2 separate regions of the Homo sapiens genome follow, and region 1 is linked to region 2. Evidence: chromatin contacts called from ENCODE Hi-C data. All regions are on one chromosome and are shown on one strand. The core of a region is the stretch at or near the end of the contact, and the rest is flanking DNA. Distances in the headings are between cores, read along the strand shown. Region 1 holds the start of PDGFRA (platelet derived growth factor receptor alpha). Region 2 holds the start of SGCB (sarcoglycan beta).

What was found. A loop is a pair of places that touch in the nucleus more often than their neighbours do. Pooled maps may share reads with other maps.
Region 1: a map of naive thymus-derived CD4-positive, alpha-beta T cell shows a loop between it and region 2 (8-fold over the local background). The contact joins the promoter of PDGFRA here to the promoter of SGCB in region 2. A Hi-C loop is called at or near these places in 2 of 168 maps with a recorded cell type or tissue (CD8-positive, alpha-beta T cell and naive thymus-derived CD4-positive, alpha-beta T cell), 1 of 37 single-sample maps with no recorded cell type and 12 of 50 pooled maps.

Annotation. Positions count from the first base shown.
Region 1 is chr4:54,223,540-54,230,948 of GRCh38, forward strand. PDGFRA (platelet derived growth factor receptor alpha) reads left to right here and starts at 5,754. Exons shown (of 23, transcript NM_006206.6): 1 at 5,754-5,876. RefSeq lists enhancers at 1,745-2,572, 2,573-3,398, 4,227-5,052 and a silencer at 2,917-3,104.
Region 2 is chr4:52,033,597-52,040,852 of GRCh38, forward strand. SGCB (sarcoglycan beta) reads right to left here and starts at 4,703. Exons shown (of 6, transcript NM_000232.5): 1 at 4,631-4,703; 2 at 1-44. The coding sequence starts at 4,663. RefSeq lists an enhancer at 4,116-4,235 and a silencer at 4,476-4,915.

The DNA.
Region 1 (7,409 bases), core at 4,504-7,003, 2.2 Mb after region 2:
TCAGTGAGTGCTAGGCTTTCTACTTCCTTCTCTCTAATTCACTCTTCATTTTCTCCAAACTCCTGCTATCCCCCAGGAACAGGGAAGCATCCTCTCTTGCTAGATTATAGCAGGAGCCTCCCTATCTCCTGAGATCATCCAGGCTGATCTTGCTAAATGTTCAACTCTGTTCCTGTCTTGCCCCTCTTTAAACCATATACTTCCATAGAATTAAGCCCAGGTTCTTTTGTCAATTGTTTTCCTTTTTATTAATTAATTAATTTTTTTTTTGAGATTGAATCTTGCTCTGTTGCGCAGGCTGGAGTGCAATGGCGTGATCTCGGCTATCCACAACCTCTGCCTCCTGGGTTCAAGTGATTCTCCTGCCTCAGCCTCCTGAGTAGCTGGGACCATGGGCACACACCACCATGCCTGGCTAATTTTTGTATTTTTAGTAAAGACGGGGTTTCAGTGTTGGCCAGGCTGGTCTTGAACTCCTGACCTCGTGATCTCCCCACCTCAGCCTCCCAAAGTGCTGGGATTACAGGTGTGAGCCACTGCACCCAGCCTTATTATTTTTTAGAGATGGTGTCTTGCTGTGTCTCCCAGGCTGGAGCGCAGTGGTGCGATCATAGCTTACCTCAGCCTCGAACTCTTGGGCTCATGCATTCCTCCTGCTTCAGCCTCCTGAGTAGCTGGGAATACAGGTGTGCACCACCACATCTGGTCAATTTTTAAATTTTTTGTAGAGATGGAGTCTCACTATGTTGTCCATTCTGGTTTTGAACTTCTGGCCTGGAACCTTCCATCGATCCTCCCATCTCTGCAAGCCTAGACATTTAACATGGTCTAGAAGGCCTCCATGAGCTCCATCTCACCTCTTTTTTGCTCCTTCCGCTCCGGACCTTTACAAGTTGTGGCCATTCCAAACTCCTTTCACTTCTGATTATCTCATGTTCTCTCTCACCTCCCCGCCCATGCAATGAGGTTCCTCCCCAACTAGATTCTTATTCCTCTTAGATTCTCAGAGAAGCCTTCCCTGAAAGAAGCCGTCTCCCATCTCCCAGATTGGGTTAGGCTCCTCCTGTGTGCTGACTTCATTGTCTCTCTCCAACATTGCTTAGAACGCTAAGTTGCAACTTTATGTCTAATTGATTGCTCCACTAGTCCATAAAATCTAGGAGGAAAGGGCTGTATCCTTAGCCCTTGACACATGGCCTTGTACATCTTAAGTTTGCATATGAACCGCTTTATTTACCTGGGATATTATCTTACTTAATCCCCAAGACAACCCTATACGTTGTGCATGATTATTCCAATGGTCATTACTGTTATTTTAAATAGAGATGGGGGCTCACTATGTTGCCCAGGCTGGTCTTAAACTCCTGGGCTCAGGTGTTCCTCCCACCTTGGCCTCCTAAAGTGTTAGGATTACAGGCATCAGCCACCATGCCTAGTCGATTATGCCCCTTTTAATGGATGAGCAAAGAGTCGAGGTTCCACTGGTTTTCCACTGCAGTGTCTCTGCTGAAGGATTAAAAAAAAAAAAATCACAGGGCTGTGCTGGACTCCTGGGACTTCCAGAGGACAAGTCCCTCTCTTCAGTGAGGCTGACCTACACAGAGCCAGCCCTCCTTCCCCTCCCAGCCACAGCTGTGTGTTGGAAAGCTAGAGGCCTGGGCCCCTAATAAAGAGCAGACCTCCCAATCTCCTCGTTCCTTCCCCCTCCCCTCATATGGTTTTTCAAATTAAAAGCAACTAAAACCAAAGACCTAAGGAGCAGGAGAGGGCAGAGGCACAACAACATCCCTAAACTGAGGAAGGGGGCTCTCTAGCGAGGGAGGGGGTATCCAAAAGCCAGATCCAGAGGGTTCCAGTCCTACCAGTCTGTCCCAGGCTCTAAGGAGTGTATGGCCCACCGGGCTGGGCTGGACCAGGAAACAAGCTCTTGTCCTCAGGTCTGTAAACAGGCTGCGTTGTTAGGAACCCTCTGCTTCTACTTCCTGAAGAGCAAGCCCCCCAAACCCAGAAGAGAGGCTGCACCTTGAGATCCAGCCAGCAAGGTGGGTGCGGAGTCCTGGGGAGGGAACTTTCACCTCAAGCTGCACAGACCCATCTCGATCTTTTTAGAGAATTCCTCCTTTTCCAGGACTAGTGCCGTTCTGAATTCTGAGCGTGCAAAGAGACTCCTTAGAGCTAGCTTCCGAGCCTCAGCTGGGGCAGACCAGAGGCCAGGGCGTCTCTCTGTCTGCGGGGACCCCCCACATCTGTGCGTCACCTCCACCACCTCCGGGCAAAGGACCCTTCCTCGCTGGACCCAGGGAGGCGGCTATTCCAGATGCAGCCAAGGGTTAAAGGGGGTGGGAGAAGGAGCAGTTAGCACCGTTTTCTTTTGCAAACCACCAAACGGGCCCTTCATTTTCAAATTGTGAAGCCAGAAACATCCCCCGTTCCCTTGCCCCGCCCATCACCATTTGAAAAAAAGAATTCACAAGTTTAAACGTGATTTTCACAACTAACGGCTTTGATAACTGTTAAATTCGTACGGCTTCTAGGGCAAACGGACCTGAATTCTTCAAGGAAAGTAGAATTGGCGGTGGAGCTGGGGGGCAGAGGAGGAGAAGACACAAAAAGCCAACTCAGTGGGAAGCGCCCTCAAAGCCAAAGGTGTGGCGCTCGGAGCTGTGGCCGCCCTCGCCCGGGAGTCGGGGCCAGGAGAACGGGCCCTGGAGGCAGGGCAGGGCACGGCGAGATTTTGCTTTTGTTTTTAGTGACCATTTTGATCTGGTTGTAAAAAGTTTACGAGGCCTTCTTTTTGAAAGTCAGCTAATCGACTGCACCTTTTTATACCCTTGCCCTCAATTTCATGTCGCCTGCTGGCCTAGACGCGCAAGGCGGAGGACAGAACTGTCACAGTCCCTACCCTTTTCTCCCAACTTCTCGGCCCGGCTCAATTCGGGAGTTGGGCCTCCTTCCTCTCGGCTCGCAGCCTCCCCGACTCCCACTTTGGGGAGAAAACCCACATTCTTAACCCCTTGATAATCCCTCAAGGAAAAAACAAAACAAAAAACCCCAAGAGGTTGAAAATTAGAATCCGGGCGCGGGTTGAGATCTGCGCAGAGCTGCCCAGGCCAGTGCATGTCGCTCCTCTCCTCCGGGTACATATGGTGGCCTGGTCCCCTCCCCCCACCCCCCACACGGTGCCCAGTGAGAAGCACAAGAAGGGGAGAAAAGACCCGCAGCCCGCCTCAGGAGGGCAAGGTTTCTAGCCCCCTGCGGCTCCGGGACCACCCAGGACCCGGGGCGTCGTGGGACCGATCTCGAAGGATCTTAGAACGACACTGGGAGAGCGCGGCAAGAACTAGCCCCACCTTCCCCCGACGCCCCGGACTGACTGCCGGGCGCAGACCCGACTTCTCCCGAACCAGCCTCGGACCAGCCTTAGAAGGCGGAAAACAGGATTCAAACCCGCCTATGAGCAGTGGTAGGGGCGGGGGCTGTGGGGGCAGGACTCGGTTTAAGGAACCAACCGCCTCGGTTCGAGGGCCTCCTGTCCGGAGGTTGCTCCTGACCACTGGGTTTATTTTGCTTTTGCAGAGGAGGCAGATGTTGACCTCTCTTCTTTGCACAGTCTCTCCGCAAAATTTTCCCCCAACCATTTGCTTTCTTGCGCCACCCCCCACCGGGGCACTATCCCTGGAGTCAGCTCCTCAGGCCTTTAAACCTTCCAGAATGTCACACATGGAAACCTTTAGCAAATGTTTGTTAATGATCATAACAAAGGCATCATTCAAATTAGGCAGGTAATTACTACCAGAAGGACAACTGGGTGCTCGCTTGCTCATCCATTGCTTTCTGCTTTAAACTCCCGAGGAGTCGCTGCCTGGAGACACTCCCGCCCGGACTGCTTCTCGGGCCCCATTAAACGGCTCTGAAATGAACTGTGAAGTTACCATTTGTGGGCGGAGAGCGCTGGGGCCCTGCGGACGGAAGACCCTGGCTTGACCGGACTAACAGTGTCGCCGAAGCAAAGCAGCCCCTCTGGGTAGGCTGTCTGTCTCGCCTCCTACCCTCTGGGGCAACTAGCCTAAAAACCCGGTTCTCAACTTAACAGCATGTGGCCCAGCACCCGCTTTTGCCTTTTATTCCGCACTCTGATTTTTGGGGGGATCGTTTGTTCCCGCTCATTTTCTACAAACATTACGGTATCCTGTTAGCATTCCGAACAAGGGGCTGTTCATATATTTGCCTTCAATGATTTCCTGAAGGGACATGTGGAAGTAATAGCGAGCGGTGCAGTCACCCAAGCTGAAGATGCACGAGAGCGGGTCGCGTAGAAGAACTGCGGCAATGGGACCCCCAGCGCAGCCCCAGGCGCCCTGTTTTCGAGGCTGACATCCCAAGATCCTGTCCTGGTTAGGCACAGCACCGCGCCCGTTGGAGTACTTCTCTGTGACTCTCCCCTGTCCACTGCACTGTGTCCACCCTCCTGGTGAAGGAGGAGACGGCTGTTGGACATGCCAGTCCCAACCTGGCCACTTTGGCCATTTTCAGAGTGCGTGTGTTGGGGTGGGGTTGAGGGAGAAGGATGAAGGATGACCCCCAACCCCAACAGGAGAATTCAAAAATCAGAGAGCGATGAAGGTGAACGCGCTCCCCTCCCCCGCTGTCGCTGGGAAGCCCCACTCTGCCCAGGTCTGGTTCCTGGAGCATCAGCGCCCCCTTTCCCTCGCCGGCAGGATCGTTTCCTCCCGACACTGGCCTCTCGCCTTGGGCGCAGGGTTTGGGGCTCAGCTGTCAATTCCAAGGAATTCGTAGGGTTCGACCCACGCGGCGGGAGGGAACGGAGGGAGAATCAAAAGGCATCCTCCCCCACGACGCGGAGGCGGTGGTACGATTCCTCAAACGCCCAAGCTTGAGCTTTTTTTGTATGCGAGATAGAAGCCAGGGCAACCTCGCCCAGATAACCCCGAAAACAAAGGCACGACCAGATAAGTGACTTCAAGGGAGTAAAGGTCGTTCTATCGGAGAACGTTCCAAACCTACACAGACCCTCTTTTCTTTGTACCGTATTTCAGACCACCCAGTCTTGTACACACACACACACCACACAAAACAAAAACCCATCATTGTCATATTGGACTCAACAGTTTGCCCAATCCTATTAAATAACTAGCAACTATATAGCCCTTCCCCTAAAAGACCCCTAGTTCAAAACGGCGCAACCGCTTGGAGATTTCTCCCGAGGGCCCTATTTCTCGTTGGGCCGAGTTTGTAGAAGGGACATTTCTTGATTCTAGATTTATATTCTCTCTGGGTATTAAATGCAATTTTGTATGTTCCTTTTCTTCTTTTCAAAGAGAATACAAAACTATAGCAGTCTAAGAAAATAACCCCAAAATGGGGAGGCAAACTCATTCTGGAAATGATGGGCTGTTTGTAGTTTCACAAAACCTCTTTCCCGGCAGAGCACCAACACCTCCCCCTTCCACCACCCCCCATCCCATCTGGTCTGCTTCTCCCCGCCCCCCAGTTGTTGTCGAAGTCTGGGGGTTGGGACTGGACCCCCTGATTGCGTAAGAGCAAAAAGCGAAGGCGCAATCTGGACACTGGGAGATTCGGAGCGCAGGGAGTTTGAGAGAAACTTTTATTTTGAAGAGACCAAGGTTGAGGGGGGGCTTATTTCCTGACAGCTATTTACTTAGAGCAAATGATTAGTTTTAGAAGGATGGACTATAACATTGAATCAATTACAAAACGCGGTTTTTGAGCCCATTACTGTTGGAGCTACAGGGAGAGAAACAGAGGAGGAGACTGCAAGAGATCATTGGAGGCCGTGGGCACGCTCTTTACTCCATGTGTGGGACATTCATTGCGGAATAACATCGGAGGAGAAGGTAAGGGAAAAGAAAAAATGATTTTTTGTTTATAAGGGAAGTCCCTGATCAGACTCTGGGACTGGAGAAAGCGAAGTAACTTCAAACTTTGGGCGACAAGAAAAAAAAAAAGGAGCTGGATTCCAGTTGTGTGTCCAGAGAGTAATTTTTTTTTTTCGGAATAAACTTCACTTGGGGACGGGTGGGAGATAACCATAGAGTTAGAAAGTCTAGGTATTTTTTTTAAACACACATTTTCCAGACCTATTTTTAAAAACAATGTTTTTCTAACAACCCTATGGCCTCCCAAAGAAATTGTTTAGGCTTACATTTTTGAGGTTTCTTTTGGGAGTGGGGGTGGTGTTCGTGAATACTGGGCCGAACACCAAGGAACTGGGGGTGGAGGCAGAGGTGTTTGCCCTCTTCTTGGCAGTGGGTCCTGGAAGGCGACAGGTTTTAAATGAGTGTTTTCATTCCTCGCCTGCGGTTTGGCGGGACAGCGCTGCAGCCCATGGTGTGGAGCGCGGCTGGGGGACCAGGGGGAGGTGGGGAGAGGGGAGCGTGGAGGGGAGCGTGGAGGGGGGCGCGCGAAGGGGTTGCGGGGCGCAGGAGGCGGGCTGGGCTCGGCTGGAGACCGGACCTCGGTGTTGGCCTACAGCACAGGGAGCCGGCCGAATGCGCGTGATTACTGGACGGCGCTGCTCTGGGAGAGAGTCGGGGCCAGATTTGGCGCGGCGGTGAGGCGGCTGCGGGACAAGCAGAGGCGCGCGGGCGTGGGCAAGGGTTTGGGGCGCTCTGGAGCGGTTTGTTGGGTCAGTGAGGTGCCAGGGAGAGCGGGTGCCTGCCGGGCAGTGTGCTCGGGTTGCACGCCCTAGCGCGGGGGCGACAGCGGCGGCGCGGGCGGGCGGTCTGGAATAATGACAAACACATTTGGCCCTGAGTGAAGAAGTCGTCGTCGCCTCGCATTCCAGCAACTGGGATTTGAGGAATTTCGAACCGCACACCAAGGGGCCCTCATTGTGCTCCGTGGCCCCCGCCCCCGCCTGTCTTCCCGCGCCCCCTCCTCGGTGGAATCATTTCTGCATTGCCCGGGGGCTCTGCTTTCGCTCAGTTCTGGCCGCAGGCAGGAAGAGAGGAAAGGTCTCCAGGAAGGTGCCGAACTTCTTGTGAGGAAGTTAGGGACGACTTGGAACTGGGGAAACTTGTTTGCAGGTAAGACAGAAAGGTGGGAGGTAAACCATATTCTCCCTCCGGGCACCCGAGCCCTGGACACCCCCTACCCGGCACCCTTCTCCGCGCGGGGGTGCGTGGCACTTGCCGTCTGAGCTCGCCCAGCGCTGCTCGGTCCTCTCTAGTTGGCCTTTTTTCCATTCCTCTCCCTGCCGGCTTCAGAGCCGTCTGTGCGTACTTCTCCTTCCTCTGCTGTCTACCCCCATGGAAACCAGATTTACACACGAAATTAACTCCGCCCGGCTGCGCCCAGGGAGCGGGCGGCGTCCATTTGGCATTGAATATGTGGGATCAGCTGTTCTATTCCGGGAGGGTGTCGGCCAG
Region 2 (7,256 bases), core at 3,453-5,952:
GCCTTCTCACGCATGGACTTCTTTACAGGACCATTGGAACTTTGCTAAAAATGAAATACAACATAATGGAACAGCTATACCCTCTCGTTTTGGTGCATTTATCTATTAGGTGCAAATTCATAGCTATAGCAAGCTGAATTGGTTACTGACACATTTTCCATGAATAAACTGCAAATCACATTGAGTTGCAGTTCCAAATAAGGGCATAACTGTGCTTAGAAGGAAAGTACAGAAGAAACTTCAAGGTCACTATCTGATATTTTTCCTCTCTGCTTTCAACAGTCCCACTGTCAAAGTATACAGCTTGTTTCTGAGCAGAGTTGTCATACGTATCCTATAGTGAGTAACTGCTTTTATTAATAATTTATTAATTTTTTTACGTATACAACTGGCCCTCCATATCCATGGGATCCATATCCATGGATTTAACCACTGTGGATCAAAAATATTTGAGGCCAGGCGCGGTGGCTCAGGCCTGTAATCCCAGCACTTTGGGAGGCTGAGGCGGGTGGATCACGAGGTCAGGAGTTCAAGACCAGCCTGGCCAAGATGGTGAAACCCTGTCTCTACTAAAAACACAAGAAAATTAGCTGGGCATGGTGGCACGCACCTGTAATCCCAGCTACTCCGGAGGCTGAGGCAGGAGAATGGCGTGAACCCGGGAGGCGGAGCTTGCAGTGAGCCGAGATCCCGCCACTGCACTCCAGCCTGGGCGACAGAGCGAGACTCCGTCTCAAAAAAAAAAAAAAAAAAAAAAAAAAAAAAAAAAAAAAAAAAAAAGGGAATGGTTGCATTTGTACAGAACATGTACGACTTTTTCCTTGTCATTATTCCCTAAACAATACAGTATAACAACTGTTTACATAGTGTTTACATTGTGTTCAGTGTTGTAAGTAATCTGCAGATGGATTTAAAGTATACAGGAGGATGTGCAGAGGTTACATGCAAAAACTGCACCACTTTATATAAGGGACTTGAGCATCAATGGATTTGGCTATCCTTTGGGGGTCCTGAGACCAATCCCCCATAGATATTGAGGGACAACGGTATATATTTTCATTTATATGAAAATAAGACCGGAAAGGCTGACATAGTTTGTTACTTATAATTTCACTGACTAGAGCTCACATTACCCTAGATCAGTAGTTTTCAAATGCAGGGTGGGGAGTCCTGGGAGGGTTCCACAAACCCTTTGGGGGGCTGTATTTTTGAAATAACACTGAGATACTGTTTGCTGTTTTTACTCTCCTAGGCCCATGAATGTAAAGGCTACATGACCAATGTGATGGCATCATCACTCAACAGAATGTATGCTTGTATAGCCCTGTACTTTAAAAATTTCTCCATTTTAACTTCTCCTATAGTAAATATCAATGAATATAACCCACATAAACCAAAGCTCTTTGGAATCCTCCATTTTTTAAGAGTGTAAAGAGAACCTGAGACCAAAATGATTTGAGAACCTCTGACCTAGACTATGGTTGAATGACATTTTGGGTAATAATCTTGAATATCAAGAGCACAAAAGAAATGGGCAGAAATGGATACTGTCCTACTTATTTCTTAAAGCTCTGAGAAAATTCAGTTGTTGAATACGCATGTATTAAGCACTTTACGCTTAAACACTAATTCCATAGATAGGAATACAAAAGAACTATAGGAAAGGGTCCTTATCCTCTATGTATTAACAGATATGATTTGTGTACATGTTAACATAAAATATTTAACAATGCAATAAAGCACTCTGTATGTTCAGGTGCCAAAATCAATAGTCTAGGCAATACACACTGCAGAGTTCAAAGGGAGGAGAGACAGGATGACCTGGAGTTGTTAGGGAAATGGGGAGAAGTAGATGGGTCAGATATGGCAAGGCAGGGAAGAGGAAGTTGGAAAAGTAGGGCCAGGTTGTGAAGGTTCTTGGACAGCAGGGTACAAATTCTAGTCTTTATGTTCTATTTAATTGGGAGTCACTGGAGGTTTTTGAGCACAAATTCAGAGTGTTAAAGGTGTGGGCATTTGTACGAGAGAGAAGAAAGAGGAGTACCAGTAAGTAAGCTGCTGGGGATGTTGTAGTAATGGAGGATTGAGGTTAAGAGGACCTAAACTAAAGTGGGATGAAAAAGGAGAGATTAAGTAGATACTTTAAGAGAAGACTTAACAGAATTTGTAGTCAGGTTCCAAAAAAGAACCTCAGGCTTCTGACAGCCCTAACAGATGGGCAACTTAAAAGTGTTAGCCAAAGTTTGAATATAGGTCCACATAAAAGAGAGAAAGGACAAAATTCATCCCTCCTGAGACGTAGTCTTTACTCTTCTCTGCCAAACCATGCACATTACTGTCTTCATCTTGATGCATTTAACATTTATTGAATAGTTACTATAAGCCAGGTGCTCCAAGCTACCAGGATGAACATAGTGTCCACCCTCAAGGAGCTTAATTACAGGCCAGTCAGGTAGACAGACAAGGTGACTAACAGTTCACAAAGCATGACAAGTGCTGTAGTGGAGCAATGCATACAATACAGAAAGGGTACAGAAGAGGAATGCATCTCCACCTAGCAGGCAAGGGCATCAGGGAAAGTTTCTAAGAAAAGCTGAAGGTTGAGTTAACTCTTGAAGGATGGACAGGAGTTAACCAGGCAAAAGAGCTAAGAAGGTCACTCTAGGCAGAGGAAGAAGCATGGAGACTTTGAGAGGCAACCATCTCTGGGAGAACTAATTTTGGTCACTTTATGTGGATGGTGAGAAGGATAGGTGTAGGGATGAAGCAAGAAATACAATGAGAGATGTGCTTAGGGGCCAGTAAGCAACATAAATACCATGACAAGAACAATGGACTTTATCCTGAAGGCAAAGGGGAACTACTGAAGAGTTAAAATAGGTTTCCTATACAATCAGATTTGCATTGTAGTAAAATCACTCCAAAAAGAGATGAACTGGAACTGAAGAGCCTAGAAGTGAAGATATCAACAGCAGGTTTCTCTAAGAGTCCCAATGAGGTACTGACTGAGGTTTGACTTTGAAGCTGAAGTCTGGGGAAAGGTGTTAAGAGGTAGAACTGTCAGGATCTCGTGATTGTTTGGATATGAGTGTGGCACAAAGGGGTCGAAGATGACTCCCAAATAGGACTGGCTATATAATTTGTGGGGCCCAGGGGGAAAAGAAAATGTGGGGCTCACTGTTTAAATCTCAAGCCCAGGACAGCAGAACATTAAACCAAGTGCAGGTCCTTCTCAGCTCCCTTAAAATGGCCTTGGTCCTAAGTTTCTGGCTAGGTTAAACAAGTGAATGGATGGTTGTAGCCTTTTTAATAGTAAGTATGACAGAGTCCAGTTTTGAACATTTTTGAGTTTGAGGTGCCTATGGAAAATTCAGTTAAGTTCAGGGCTGGAGACGTAATGCGTAAATTTGAAGTGGAGACTGAGTAACGGATCAGACTGCCCCACTTATGTGTAAAGCAAAAATAGAACCAGATGGAAAAACAATCATCTGAAACAGAAGCTGATAACTTAGGCGGGAAATGAGGAAAGCCAAGGCACAATTTAAATACCAACTCCAAGAAGTTTTGTCTCCTTTCAGTTTCACTCATTCCTCTATGTTTTATTTTACTGTTACAAATCTGCAGCCTGCCTATTGTCTTTAGCTGATTTTTTCTGCATGTATTTGGCTGTATGACTTTAAGCTCCTTGAAGAGAGATTTTACGTCTTTTATCTTCAGAATGAGCCCTCCAGTGACATATATCTAATAGGTCTCTAAAAAGTTAATTATCTAAGAAAATCGTTCCAAAGGTCAAAACTTGACTCATTTTTTTCAACAATGTTTTAGAATGAGACTTTTTAAAGAGAAACTACTATAATTGTTCAAAGGAAAAGTAAGTTAGGTAAGGGGGAAAGTTACTGAAAATTATCTGTATTACAATAAATCACCCTAGCGATTACGTGTATGTATATATTAACACACACACATATGCATGTACATGTATGCATACGTATAACTAGATTTTGGGGGGATGAGGAGCCTTTTAAACCATTCTAAGTTACAAGTTTACAATGCAGGTCAGGAAATCTTGGATAAATCATTTTTAAAAGTGAACAGGAGATAGTTTTAGACTGGTGACTAAATCTTCAAAAACCAAAGCGTGAGGGGAAATCTGGGATGTCTGCATATTGGAGATGGCAGAAACAAAAAACAAAGATGGCAAGCTGACACCGGGGCAACAGCTGACCCGTTTCTTGTAAGAGGAGCCTTCTCGCTGGGGCTGCGGTTATTTTTATCCAAATCTCTGCTGGCGGCTGAACGGGGTACGTCCCTGGCACGTCCCAGCGCAGGCTTCCAGGCTGGCTCGACCGCCTCCCAGGCTCTCCGGAAGGAGACCCCTCCTCACCCCCTCCGAGGATCAGCCAGGCCGGGCCGAGCCCGAGGCCGCCCCTGGCTCCTGGTCCCTAGCTTGTGCCAGCATCCTCGGCGGGGCACAGCTCCTCCCGCCCCGCCCCGCCCCGATCGGCCCCGCCGAACCCAGACCCTGCGGCCCGCGCCCCCCGCACCCCCGGCCAGGGCTCCCGCGGGCCCAGCCGGCAGGACGCGGCCTCCCCCGCTCCTCCAGCCCGCGGCCGCGGCGGTACTCACAGACCTGTTCTGCAGCCGCCGCCGCCGCTGCCGCCATCTTCCCGCGCCCGCCGCCGCCGAGCTCCCCGCCCGACTGTGCCCGCCCCTCCGCGACCGCACCCTGCGCGCCTGCGCTTGCGCCCTGGCGGGGACTGGGGGCACCCGCTGCTCACACCCTCCCCTCCCCAGCCCGCATCCCTGACGACCCGCATCCCAGCCCTGCGGGCTCAGGCTCTGCGGCGGCCCCTGCACCTAGGACCTTGGCCTGGGGCGCGTTGTATTGCACAGGGGCCAGAAGGGGCCTATGGGGATTCCGCTCCACCCCGGGCCGCCTGCAGATTCCTCAGAAAGGGCACCCTCAAAAATCGAGGACGCTTCTCCCCTTCCCCTTTGTTCCCCATCGCTGAAAGATCGGTGCCATCCGGAGCTGTGAGGCTCTCTTTGTTTCTCGGACCAAGGTCTCCTTGGCTAGGGTGGGAGGGGCCGATATCGAGACCACAAGTGGACGCGGACCGGCGTGGTGACTGCGTGGGCAGAAGTGAACGAGTGGTCACTTAGGTGGCTGGAGTCTTGAAGACTGAGAGTCCTCAAGGAGGACGTTGAATCCTTCGGGCTGCTTGACTTCGGAGGCCTATGAAGTCTGATGTTTTTATCCTGCGATACTGGGGATGGATTTTTCATTTAGTGTTGGAGATAGTGTTACCATGTATATCCTCGGGAACCTAATTGAACGGACATTTACTGAACACCGGGAAGCCACTCAAATGTACGAGTTACTTGAGTAGACATTCATTGTTCCCTGTTGTAGATATAATCCAATAATTATTTTAGCTGAAAAAAAATGCAGTGAAGTCAATAGCAACTGTTCCTCATGTAGCTGAATCACTTCTAATAAGCACCTTTGGGCCCTAGTACTGTCTAATTCAGTGGGAGTCAGTACCTAGCTGGTCATCAGTCTCTCTGCATTTCTTTTTTCCTAAATGCTGGAACCACTTGACTCATATCTCTAGACTCACTCCTCTCTGAGTCTGTGGGACAAACATGCATTTTAGGCAGGAAAATTCTAAGTTAAAGCCCAATGATGCAGGAGTCAGCAGTAAGGCTCTGTGTTAATATTCTGCCTGTGGTCTCATTGATCAATTTGCACAACTGGGCTTTTAACTGATTCTGAGTTCCTATCTTCTAGTCCTTAATTCCTAAGCTTTGCGTTTTTCTCTCTGCTGGGAAAGTTCTTCTTCCCTGGCACGCGCACTCTTATTCATCCTTCAAGAACTATTCTATTCAAACGTCATATTTTCTCTAAAGGCTTCAGAGGCTCCCACAGATCTGTTCCTTAACTGTGTGCCTAGCCTTTTCTAGCACTTCAGATTGCATTGTATTTTTATCTTGTCTACCTGCTGATTTCATTCAAAAGATGGTGTGTTCTATCTGGAAGGTAGGTGTCTTACTCATCGTTTAATCTCCAATGTCTAGCACAGTAATTAAACTTAATAGATATCTTAGAAATCTGCCCAGTATCCCAATTTCTAAGCCCTGACTTGATTTTGCCAACCTCCCTCCCACTTAGGTGGTGAGATACCTGGTAGCCAATTTTCCTGAAACCAAATGCTCCTTTGGCTATTTGAATATCACCTTCTCTTGGATTCTTTCCTCATCGCTGATGTCCATCTCTGACAGGACATCCCACTATTCTTAATGCCAATTTCTATTCTCTTTTAAAGAGATCCAATTCACTCACATGACCACATTTTAATGTGGGTTATTTTCAAATGTACTATTGTCAGCCTTTTTTCCCCTGAAATAATGACATTTAAAGTCAACTCTGTGCCTGGCAATGCCTCTTTTACAAATGAAGAAATCAAGGCTTGTAGAGGTTAAATGGCTGACCATCTTTTCAACTCCTAAAGAGCCAGTATTGAATCTAGGTCCATCTGACTAGTCTTTGCTCTTTCTACCATACATCACAGCCTTTAATTTTGCTCTTTCTTTTGACTGTTGCATGATATTAGCATTTGGAAGCACAAAACACAGGTCCCCAGGGCTGGAGTATGAGTCAGATTATGAAGACACTTACACCTTTGTTCACTTTGCAGTGGTTTGAATAGTGCCCTGCAAAAAGGCATATCCAAGTCCTAACCTCCAGTATCTGTGAACGTGGTGTTACTTTGAAACAGAGTCTTTGCAGATTGCTATAGAATGAATGTTTGTGTCTCCCCTGAATATTTCACATGTGGAAATCTTAGCCCCCAGTGTGATGATATTAGGAGGTAGGGCCTTTAGAAGCTGACTTAGTCCACTTTGTGCTTCTATAACAGACCATCTGAGAGTGAAGAATTTATAAAGCACAAAAAATTATTTTCCCACAGTTCTGGAGGCTGAGAAGTCCAAGCAGGTTCAGTTGTCTGATGAGGGTCTGGTCTCTGTTTCCAGGATGTTACCTTGAACACCTTGTCATCCTGAGGGGAGGAATGCCAAGCCCCTATGACCTGAACAGCTCTCAAAAGGCAACACCACCCAATGCTGTTGCATTGGAGATTAAATTTCCGAACATGAATTTTTGGGGACACATTCACATCATAGAAGGAAATGATGGGTGATTAGCTATCACTATTCATGATTAGTTCTCATGAATAGGATTAGTGCCTTTATAA